Linked DNA regions of Homo sapiens: region 2 is linked to region 1. The links are chromatin loops, found by intact Hi-C in ENCODE. Cell type or tissue: OCI-LY7. All regions are shown on one strand. Region 1 has its middle 780 kb from the start of NLGN4Y-AS1. Region 2 has its middle 710 kb from the start of NLGN4Y-AS1.

The links. A loop is a pair of places that touch in the nucleus more often than their neighbours do. Peaks named below come from ENCODE experiments on the same cell type or tissue, not always from the same donor. Only the 100,000 strongest peaks of a DNase experiment are listed, where the experiment ranks them.
Region 2: a loop joins it to region 1, with 3.0 times the contacts of the local background. A loop is called at or near these places in 1 of 110 quality-filtered maps.

What each region holds. Positions count from the first base shown.
Region 1 is chrY:15,576,623-15,581,622 of GRCh38, reverse strand. No RefSeq gene overlaps it. Among named protein-coding and RNA genes, the nearest start is that of NLGN4Y-AS1, 780 kb to the right of the region's middle. In OCI-LY7, CTCF peaks have their summits at 1,973 and 2,177 (motif pointing right); a DNase peak (open chromatin) is centred at 2,182.
Region 2 is chrY:15,508,100-15,513,099 of GRCh38, reverse strand. No RefSeq gene overlaps it. Among named protein-coding and RNA genes, the nearest start is that of NLGN4Y-AS1, 710 kb to the right of the region's middle. In OCI-LY7, no CTCF peak of the experiment used is centred here; DNase peaks (open chromatin) are centred at 1,629, 2,629 and 2,966; H3K4me3 peaks cover 2,804 bases; H3K27ac peaks cover 4,204 bases.

The sequences.
Region 1 (5,000 bases):
CAAGCTTTGGGGGTCTAGAATCTCTACTCTTAGCATAGCACTGGCTAGTCTCAAAGTGTGATCCAGAGATTCTTAGGGATCTCTGGGACCAAACAGACTCTTTGTAGCAGTAAGATACCAATGTGACAGATAGCAAGTCCTGACAGAAATTGAAGTTCTTTACCCCAAAATACATTTCGCTGACATATTTCAAAATAGCCCCCAAAGAGGAGCAGAAAATCAAACGCTGCATGTTCTTTCTCATAAGTGGGAGCTAAACATTTGGTACTCATAAACATAAAGATGGCAACAATAGACACTGGGAACTACTCGGGGGAAAGTGGGAGGTGGTCAAGGAGTGAAAAACTATCAGGTGCTATGTTCACTACTTGGATGACAGTATCATTAGAACTCTAGACCTCAGCATCACTTAATATACTCATGTAACACACCCGCACACGTACTCTCTGAATCTAATTTTTTTTTTTTTAATCATTTTTTGAGCCACTAAATTCATGGTCAACTATTACAACAGACATAGGAAACAGGCACATCAGCCCTGTTCCCTTGAGAAAATAGCTTCAGCTTTCTGTGTCTCACATTCCCACAGTGTTTCCATGTGAGTATTATGTGGAACGATTATCACAAGCACTGAGCCTACCACCTGCAAGATAGGCAGTTTTCCTGTGGCCCTTATATGACCAACACCTCCCGTTGAGGGATAGAGACCAAGTGCTCCAGTATAGGGCTCAGACAGGCCAGGGCTGAAGTCACTCAAGCTGGGCAGGTGACCCATGGCTGGGGAATAAACACTGCTTCCTCACCTTTTATAACAAACAGAGCATAGAGCTAAGTGGCATAGAAGTAGCCATCAGGAAGTTAGCCTGGGGCCAAAGGGAATGGAGTTGAAGTTCAGCTACTCTAAGAAAGAGACTGTTTTAAACAATTGGTGTGAGATAAGTGAGAATGGAGCCAATGGAAAAACACTCATTCCTCACAGGGGTATCATGTGTGAGTCACAGTGGAAATAAGTGCCACAGTGGAAATAAGTCAATTTAGGAGGTAAATTACTAGAGACAGAGGTTTCAGGGATCCTGAAGCAAATCTCCATTGTTAAAAGCTCATCTCTCTCTCTCTCTTTTTAATCTTTACAGGAATGCCTCCTGTTATTGTATTCTGCTCCAGTGTGTTTTTCAGATGTTACATTATTTATCTATGTATGTATTTGTTTATGTATTTGTTTTTATTTATTTTAGGTTCAGGGGTACAAGTGCAGGGTTTTTATATAGGTAATCTGCTTGTCTTGGGAGTTTGGTGTGCAGATTATTTCATCACACAGGTAATCAGCATAGTACCTGATATGTAGTTTTTCAATCCTCTCCCTCCTCCCACCCTCCACTCTCAAGTAGGCCCCAAGGTCTGTTGTTTCCTTCCTTGTGTCCATGCGTACTTAAAATTTAGCTTCCCCTTATAAGTGACAGCATGCAGTATTTGGTTTTAGGATCTTGCATTAATTATTTTAATATAATGGCCTCCAGCTCCATCCATCTTGCTGCAAAGGACAGGATCTCTTTCTTTTATATGACTGCTTGGTGTGTATGTATCACATTTCTTTTAATCCAGTCCACTGTCAATGGGTATTTTGGTTAACTCCATGTCCTTGCTATTGTGAATAGTTAAAACATTATTTCTTACAACTGAAGACTGTAGATGGAATTTCTCTTGCTGGCAGGCTCTGCCTTTTGCAGACATTCATATGTTCCATATGTACAGACACTTAGGGAAGATTATCATGGAAGTTCACATCATGTGTTCTAGATACTGTAATGGCCTCCTATGAAAGCTAAAACTCTTCCCCTATTTTATCTTTTCAATATCACCTGAAGGTAATTCTCTGAGAGACATTGTGATTCCTGCTTCACAGAGATCACAACCAACAAATGAGAAGTTTAATTACTTTGCCATCGTTCATTCAGGCAGTTGAAAGCAGAGCTTTGTGAGAAATCATAATGTGTGAATTATAGTCTTCTTTTCCTCTGACCCATCAAACTCATAGAATTTTCACCTGCTTATCCTTCTACTTGATCAAACTCACACCATTTTCACTTTAAATTTAACAACAAAACAAGTGATTCCTATATAAGAAAAAGGAGTAGTTTCATTAATGGTTTGATATACACAAATTGCCCACTTGGGGGCAATATATAAGGGAAGAAGTTCCCCCTATATCTGTATATCTATATCTATATATAGTGAAAAAGTGAGACCTTGTCACACACACACAAAAAAGAAAACCCAAAAAGATACATCCACAGGTAATTGATTGAGTGCCAACAGAAAATGTCTTTTACCTGGGAAAATCTGCCCAGGTAAAAATCTGCCCAAAATCAAAATAGATTTTGATTTGGGTTTCAAAGTAGAAATAAACTTAGGAAAGTTGGAGAATGGAATATGGGGGAAAGAAAAAGAAAAACAGGTGAAGGAGTATGAATTATTTTTCCTGAAAATTTATGAGCAGAGAAAAAGTCTTGGTCTGGTTTAAGTTTAAAATTTGTTACAGTAATTGTCCAATTCACACTTTAAATATCTTGATGGCATGTTGTGGTTGTGTTCCCATAATAGAAGGATGATGGCTGAGTTACTCAATCTCTCCAGGCAAGCATAGAGAGGATTCTCTTACAATGTACTCCAAGACTTGACAGAAACAGCTGCTTGCAAACAAGGCTTCTATTTTTGTCCTTCTGAATGTTACCACACAGCAGGTCAAATAACTGTTAATGGCAAGAGCATATGCTAGTCATTCTTATGCTTGATCTAGGCAGAGGTTCATGTAATATTCTGTTTTTCATTTTTTCTCCTTGAATCTCCTTACCTGGAAATAACACTGATTCTCTGAATTGAGGCAAACCACATTGAAGCATGTGATAATTCATGCGAAATGTTTTCTCACCCAAGATGCTACATTTTCACGTTCCTTGATTTATTCATGCCAGAGACTAAAACGTATGAATTGCAGATGAGTAATGTAATGAGATTTTTTAGGTTCTACCACATATTACTCAATTATTATGAGGGCAAAAATAAGGAAAAATGACCTGTTGATATCAGTTCAAAGAATCCTTCAAAATTATCCTATATAGCCCAGCAACTAGGCATATGCATGGTATGTTCTATAGAATCAATATATAATTGCATGTCTGTCAAATTCAACTGAATGCATGCACAGATAAATGAGACTGATGTGATCTTCTTTCAAAGGTGAAAAGCTGTGAATACCTGCTGGAGGACTAAATACTGATACTATCATGAAGCGGCAGCTTTGCCTACTCTTGGGAAGCCAATGACAATGTTTGCCAACATCATTTGAACATAACTACCTTGTAATAATCTACTAGAGCCAGTCACTACTATTTTTTTTTCATAATGAAAGTATCAATTGCTCTCTGAAAGATGTGTTATTGCATGAGGGAAAGAGATGCCAAAAGCAGTGACTGTAAGAAGCAACCCATAAGCAATATGGACCCAAGCCATGTGTTTGGAATTTTTGTTTAAAGTAAAAACATGCACAAAGAGCAGTTCCTTCCACGCAGCCATCAGGGAATTTTAAAAGCATTTCTCTGCACATGGAAAAAAAGTCTGCATTCTTGAACATTCTGAAAAATGTGATCCCCCACCCCACACTTCTGCAGAAGACATCTATAGAGTTCATCTATCCATTCCACTGACATTTATTACTTGTCTGTAGGCAGAGAAAAAGAGAGGGAGGAAGAGCCTTCTTCAGAGTGACCTTGATTTGGGAGAGGGATGGAAATGAAGCCAGAGATAGAATTTTAACTGTTCTTTTCTGAGAATACAGGAAATATTTTACAATAAGGCAAAGGCAAACAACTCTAAACTCAGCAAAAAGGAAATCTTAAGGAAGTTATTCTGATCCCATCTAAAGGATAGTATTTTAGGAAAAAGAGAGGAAATACTCAAGGAGAGAAGGAGACAGAGAAAGAGAAATCTGAGAAGGGTTCACTGTTTATATCAGTCCATTTTCATACTGTTATGAATAAATACCCAAGAGTGGGTAATTTATAAAGAAAAAGAGTTCTAATGGATTCACAGTTCCACATGGCAGAGGGGCTAATGATCATGGTGGAAGTTGAAGGGGGAACAAAGACAAGTGTTATACGGCAGCAAGAAAGAGAGCACATGCAGGGGAACTGCCCCTTATAAAACCAATAGATCTCATGAGACTTATTTTCTATCACGAGAACAATGCTGGAAAGACCCACCCCCATGATTCAATTACGTCCCACTGGGTCCCTCCCAGAACATGTGGGGATTATGGGATCCATAATTCAAGGTGAGATTTTGGTGGGGACGCAGCCAAACTATAACCCTATTCATTCAGTAGATTCTTATTGAATGCTTACTCCATGGGTATTCAAGGCACTAGGACACAGTGGTGAATGAGGCAGCCCAGATCTCAGCTTCCACAGGAGAAGAACTATGAGCAAATAAAATAATAAACAGGTAAGATATCAGATAGGCAAGCAATTAGAATAGAGTGGTGGGAGAGGCCAAGGACTTTTGATTTGGTGGTCCAGGGAGACCTTACAAAGGCAACATATGAGTGAAAGAGAAAATCCATCCAGAGATGAGATGTGAGTATGAGTTTCTAACAGAAGAAACTGTCAACACAAAGACCCTAAAGTGAGAACAAGATTAATGGGTTGGGGGCCCCAGACAAAAACATGAAGAGAGGAGGAGAAAACTGTACAGTTGGGGTAGCAGACTTCACATTGTATTTTGAGTGTATGGGAAGAAATTGGAGTGAGGTTTTTTTTGTTGTTGTTTGTTTTTTCTCTGTTTGTTGTTTGTTGGGGACAGGATCTCGCTCTATTGTTCAGTGCAGTGATGCAATCATAGCTCACCGCAGAATTGCAATTCTCCTACCTAAGCCTCTCAACTAGCTAGAACTACAGATGTATATCACCACATCTGGTTAATGTATTATTATTATTTTTTTTCTG
Region 2 (5,000 bases), 69 kb after region 1:
AGGTGTCTCTGCAATGATTAAACACCAAGGGAAGGCTGCCTTCCCTAGTTCATGACCGGCGCCAGAGTTTTGGCTCCACGGATAAAACGTGTCTCCTTTTTCTCTACCAGAAAATGAAAGGAATAGAAATTAAGAGAAGGGAGAGATTGAAGTGTGGTGCCAAGATTGAAAGGAGAAAGAGGTTGAGGGATAGTGAGGGAGTTTGGAGAAGACAGTAAAAAGAGGCCGCTTACCAGATTTGAAATGGGTGAGATGTTTCTTGGGGTGGTGGGTCTGAGGACCTGAGGTCATAGGTAGACCTTTCTGATGGAGCAAAGAGCAGGAGGACAGGGGATTGATCTCCCAAGGGTGGTCCCCCGATCAGAATCAGGGCACCAAATTTCATGCACGTCCATGTGAAGAGACCACCAAACAGGCTTTGTGTGAGCAACATGGCTGCTTATTTCACCTGGGTGCAGGCGGGCTGAGTCCAAAAAGAAATTCAGCAAAGGGAGATAGGAAGGTGTAGGGCCATTTTATAGGATTTGGGTAGGTAAACAAAAAGGTGGGTTGTTCTCTGGTGTGCAGGAGTGGGGGTCACAAGGTGCTCAGTAGGGGAGCTTTTGAGCCAGGATGAGCCAGGAGAAGGAATTTCACAAGATAATGCCATCCATTAAGGCAAGAACAGGCCATTTTCACTTCTTTTGTGGTGGAATGTCATCAGTTAAGGCAGGAACTGGCCATCTGGATGTTTATGTGCAGGTCACAGGGGATATGATGGCTTAGCTTGGGCTCAGAGGCCTGACACGGCCATTTTATATGATTTGGGTAGGGAGTGGAAAAACTACAGTCAAAGTGCGTTGTTCTCTGGTGGGCAGGGGTGGGTGTCACAACTTGCTCAGTGGGGGAGCTTCTGAGCCAGGAGAAGGAATTTCACTAGGTAATGTCATCAGTTAAGGCAGGAACTGGCCATTTTCACTTCTTTTGTAATTCTTCACTTGCTTCAGGCCATGTGGATGTATACATGTAGGCTTGGGCTCAGAGGCCTGACAGTTAGATGACAATATGAACTGTAACAGCAAAGACAACAATCATCATAACCCAGAGCCCTCAGTGTGTATAAAATTGTTAGACTTGAGCTACCCATTTTATGTAGATGGGCATTTACTTCTAACAACAAGTATGGCAGGCTATTCAAAGTCATTCCTCTGGTAAGGGAAATAGATGCATATTCTGGTTGTCTCTTTTGGAAAGGCTTATCAGAAATCCAAAAGAATGGGACCATTTGTCTCTCATCTACCTGTAACCTGGAAGCATGTGGCAGGAGGGGCTTATTTTGAGTTGTCCTGTCTTTCTGGACAGAACCATTTTGCTTCTTACGTATATTAATTGATGTCTCTTGTCTCCCTAAAATGGATAAAACCAAGCTGTGCCCAATCACCTTGGGCACATGTCATCAGGACTTCCTGAGGTTGTCACAGGTGCACATCCTCAACCTTGGCAAAATTCTCAGGCGACTGAGAATTGCATTAGTTTGTCTGGGATGAATGCTCCCTAAGACGTGCAGTTGCTATAAATAGGTTTCCCCCTCAGAAAAAATACTTAGGGTCTAATCTCAGCCAGCAGCTGCATATAAGTATCTGATCCCTCCCACACCTCGAGCCCCTGGCACACTGCACCAGGTAGCTGTGAAACAAGTGGACTGAACCAGTTCAGGGGGTAATGACCCTGAAAAGCACATTCTTCAAGCAACACATTTAGGGTCTGACACACATCTGGACTTGGTCAAATCCAAAGGAGAACTCTAAATTATAAGGAACAAGTCCTCTGAAATAGCTAATTACTGTCCCCCATGCATCCCCTGCCACACACAAAAAGGGGTGGTATGGTAAGGGTAGGAGAACAGCTAGCAAAAGAAAAAAACTAAAAGGAAAGATTCTTAAGGGCTTTCATTTACATTACAAGGCCGCCTTTTTGCCAGGCAGACCAAACTGAAAGAGCAATGGCTATACTTCTGAAATAGCAGCATTTTATCCTAGCTGAAATAAGGTAATGAGATTTAAAAACATGTTTTAAAGGATCTCAATGGTTAGAAGTCAGTGTAATTAAAAGGCTAAGATCCATGATGTGTGTGCGTGTTTGTGCGCACGCGTGTGTGTGTATGTTTGCATGTTTGTATTTAAAAGACCTTCATGTTTTGTTTTTGTTTGTTTTTCTCGTCTAAGACCTTGTGGTTTTTTTTTTTGGGGGGGGGGTAGGGGGTGCAAAAGTTGTGGCTTTTTGAGAGGCTCTGCCCAGAGCTCAGAGATCCATTTAAAAGATAGGTCATCCTTATCTAAATAAAATTGGTTTCCTTATAAAATCATATGATGGATTTGTGTAATTTTGTTTTATTTGGTTCAAAGAAAAATAAAAGCATCTCCCTCTAGGAAAACCAGACTTTTTCTCTCTGTACCTTATGATGTAAATTTGCTATTTGATTTTCACTTGAATTGTTTCCTTTAATATCCAAATTTAAGGCTATTTAGCTGACAACCAGCTAGGGTTGTGAAACAGGTTATCAAGAATCTAAAAGTCCAAGATAGGGGGGGAAAGAGGAAGTGTCAGGCCTCTGAGCCCAAGCTAAGCCATCATATCCCCTGTGATTTGCATGTATATGCCCAGATGGCCTGAAGTAACTGAAGAATCACAAAAGAAGTGAAAATACCCTCCCCAAGCTTAACGGATGACATTCCACCACAAAAGAAGTGAACATGGCCGGTTCTTGTCTTAAGTGATGACATTACCTTATGAAAGTCATTTTCCTGGCTCATCCTGGCTCAAAAATCTCCCCCACTGAGCACCTTGCGACCCCCACTCCTGCCCCCCAGAGAACAACCCCTTTGACTGTAATTTTTCTTTACCTACCCAAATCCAATAAAACTGCCCTACCCCTATCTCCCATCGCTGACTCTCTTTTCGGACTCAGCCCACCTGCACCCAGGTGATTAAAATTTATTGCTCACACAAAGCCTGTTTGGTGGTCTCTTCACATGGACACACATGAAAGGAAGGGTGTTTATGAATGTATAAAATGTACTTCCATTGGCATGCCTAATAAGTCTATGTATTTATGGGTTGGGTACACAATGTTTCACTACTAAAAATATATAAAACAGCTGTAATTGGCTTGAAGAAATATAAAAGTGCTTAAATCAAATACTTTACCAGGAAAAAAAAGGACTAGTCAAGTTCTTTTTCAAGTTGATATAACTTAAGTAAAATATTTAATAAACAAAGCTAGCTTTAAAATAATTGGTAAAGTAATATTAGAAATGTCTTAATAATTGCCAGCATACATTTTTTTTCATTTATTAATCAAGTAATGTCAGACTTATCCCTGCCAAACAGTATAAGATGTCATATTTTGGCATAGGGACTACAGAAGTATAAACCCAGCCCAAAACAGACTGACCTTTGCTTGTGTAATTTTTAATAAGTAAGACATTCATGTTGGTGTAATGAAAATAGTTACATCTTGAGTTACTTAGTAAAATTACCATAACTTCTAATCTTTTGGCTTTAAGCAGTTTAGTCTACAGGCAGTAAGGAGGTTTGTTTTGGGAAAGCACTGTTATGGTCTCTGTTTCAAAGCTAACCTGAAAACTAATTTCCTTGCAAAGTTACTTTGGCCTTTGCCCAGGAATGAACAAGGACAGCTAGGAAGTTAAGAGCAAGATGCAGTCAGTTAGGTAAAAGCTTTCTTCACTTTCTCAGTTATAATTTTACAATAGCACTTTTGTAACTTTAAAAGTTATAAATCACAACTATTACAATTTTCATGAATAATTAATGAAAACAAAACAATCAGGTAAATGTCATAGGATAAATACTTGTAGACAAACGGGTCATAATTTAGAATATAAAGTTATATTAAATTAAATAGTAGATATTTCATAATTTAGATGTTTTCCAAAAAGTACTTATTGTAGGACAACATTCTTCCTAAGAAAAAAAAAAACTTGTGTCCTTTTCAAATAATGGTGAAAAAGTTTTGTCTAATTCAAAGCTTATTTAATGGTTATATATGAAATAAGGTGAAAGGAATCAGAAAATAAAAAGAGATATAAAGAAAGTTATAAAAATAAAGAGATTTTTTTTGTGGTAAGAAAGCTTAAAGAGAAATAATTTTTTCCTGGGACTATTATTATTATTATTGTATTTTTTCAATACTTTAAGTTCTGGGGTACATGTGCAGAACGTGCAGGTTTGTTACATAGGTATACACATCCCATGGTGGTTTGCTGCACCCATCAACCAGTCATCTATCCACATTAGGTATTTCTTCTAATGCTATCCCTCCCATAGCCCCCCACCTCCCAAGAGGCCCCAGTGTTTGATATTGCCCTCTCTGTGTCCATGTGTTCTCATGGTTCAACTCCCACTTATGAGAGAGAATATGCAGTGTTTTGTTTTCTGTTTCTGTGTTAGTTTGCTGAGAATGATGGTTTCCAGCTTCATCTATGTATCTACAAAGGACATGAACTCATCCTTTTTGGTGGCTGATTAGTTCCATGCTGTATATGTGCCACTTTTCTTTATCCAGTCTGTCATTGATGGGTATTTGTGTTGGTTCCTAGTCTTTGCTATTGTGAATAGTGCTTCAATAAATACTATGTGTGCACATGTCTTTATAGTAGAATGATTTATAATCCTTTGGATGTATAACCAGTAATAGGATTGCTGGGTCAAACAGTATTTCTGGTTCTGCCTCCCTAAGGAATCACCACGCTGTCTTCCACCATGGTTGAACGAATTTACGGTTCCACAAACAGTATAAAAGCATTCCTACTTCTTCACATGCTCTCCAGTATCTGTTGTTTCCTACCTTTTTAATGATCACCATTCTAACTGGCATGAGATGTTATCTCATTGTGATTGTGATTTGCATTTCTCTAAGGACAGTGATCATGAGCTTTTTTTCATATGTTTCTTGGCTGTATAAATGTCTTCTTTTGAGAAGTGTCTGTTCATATCCTTTC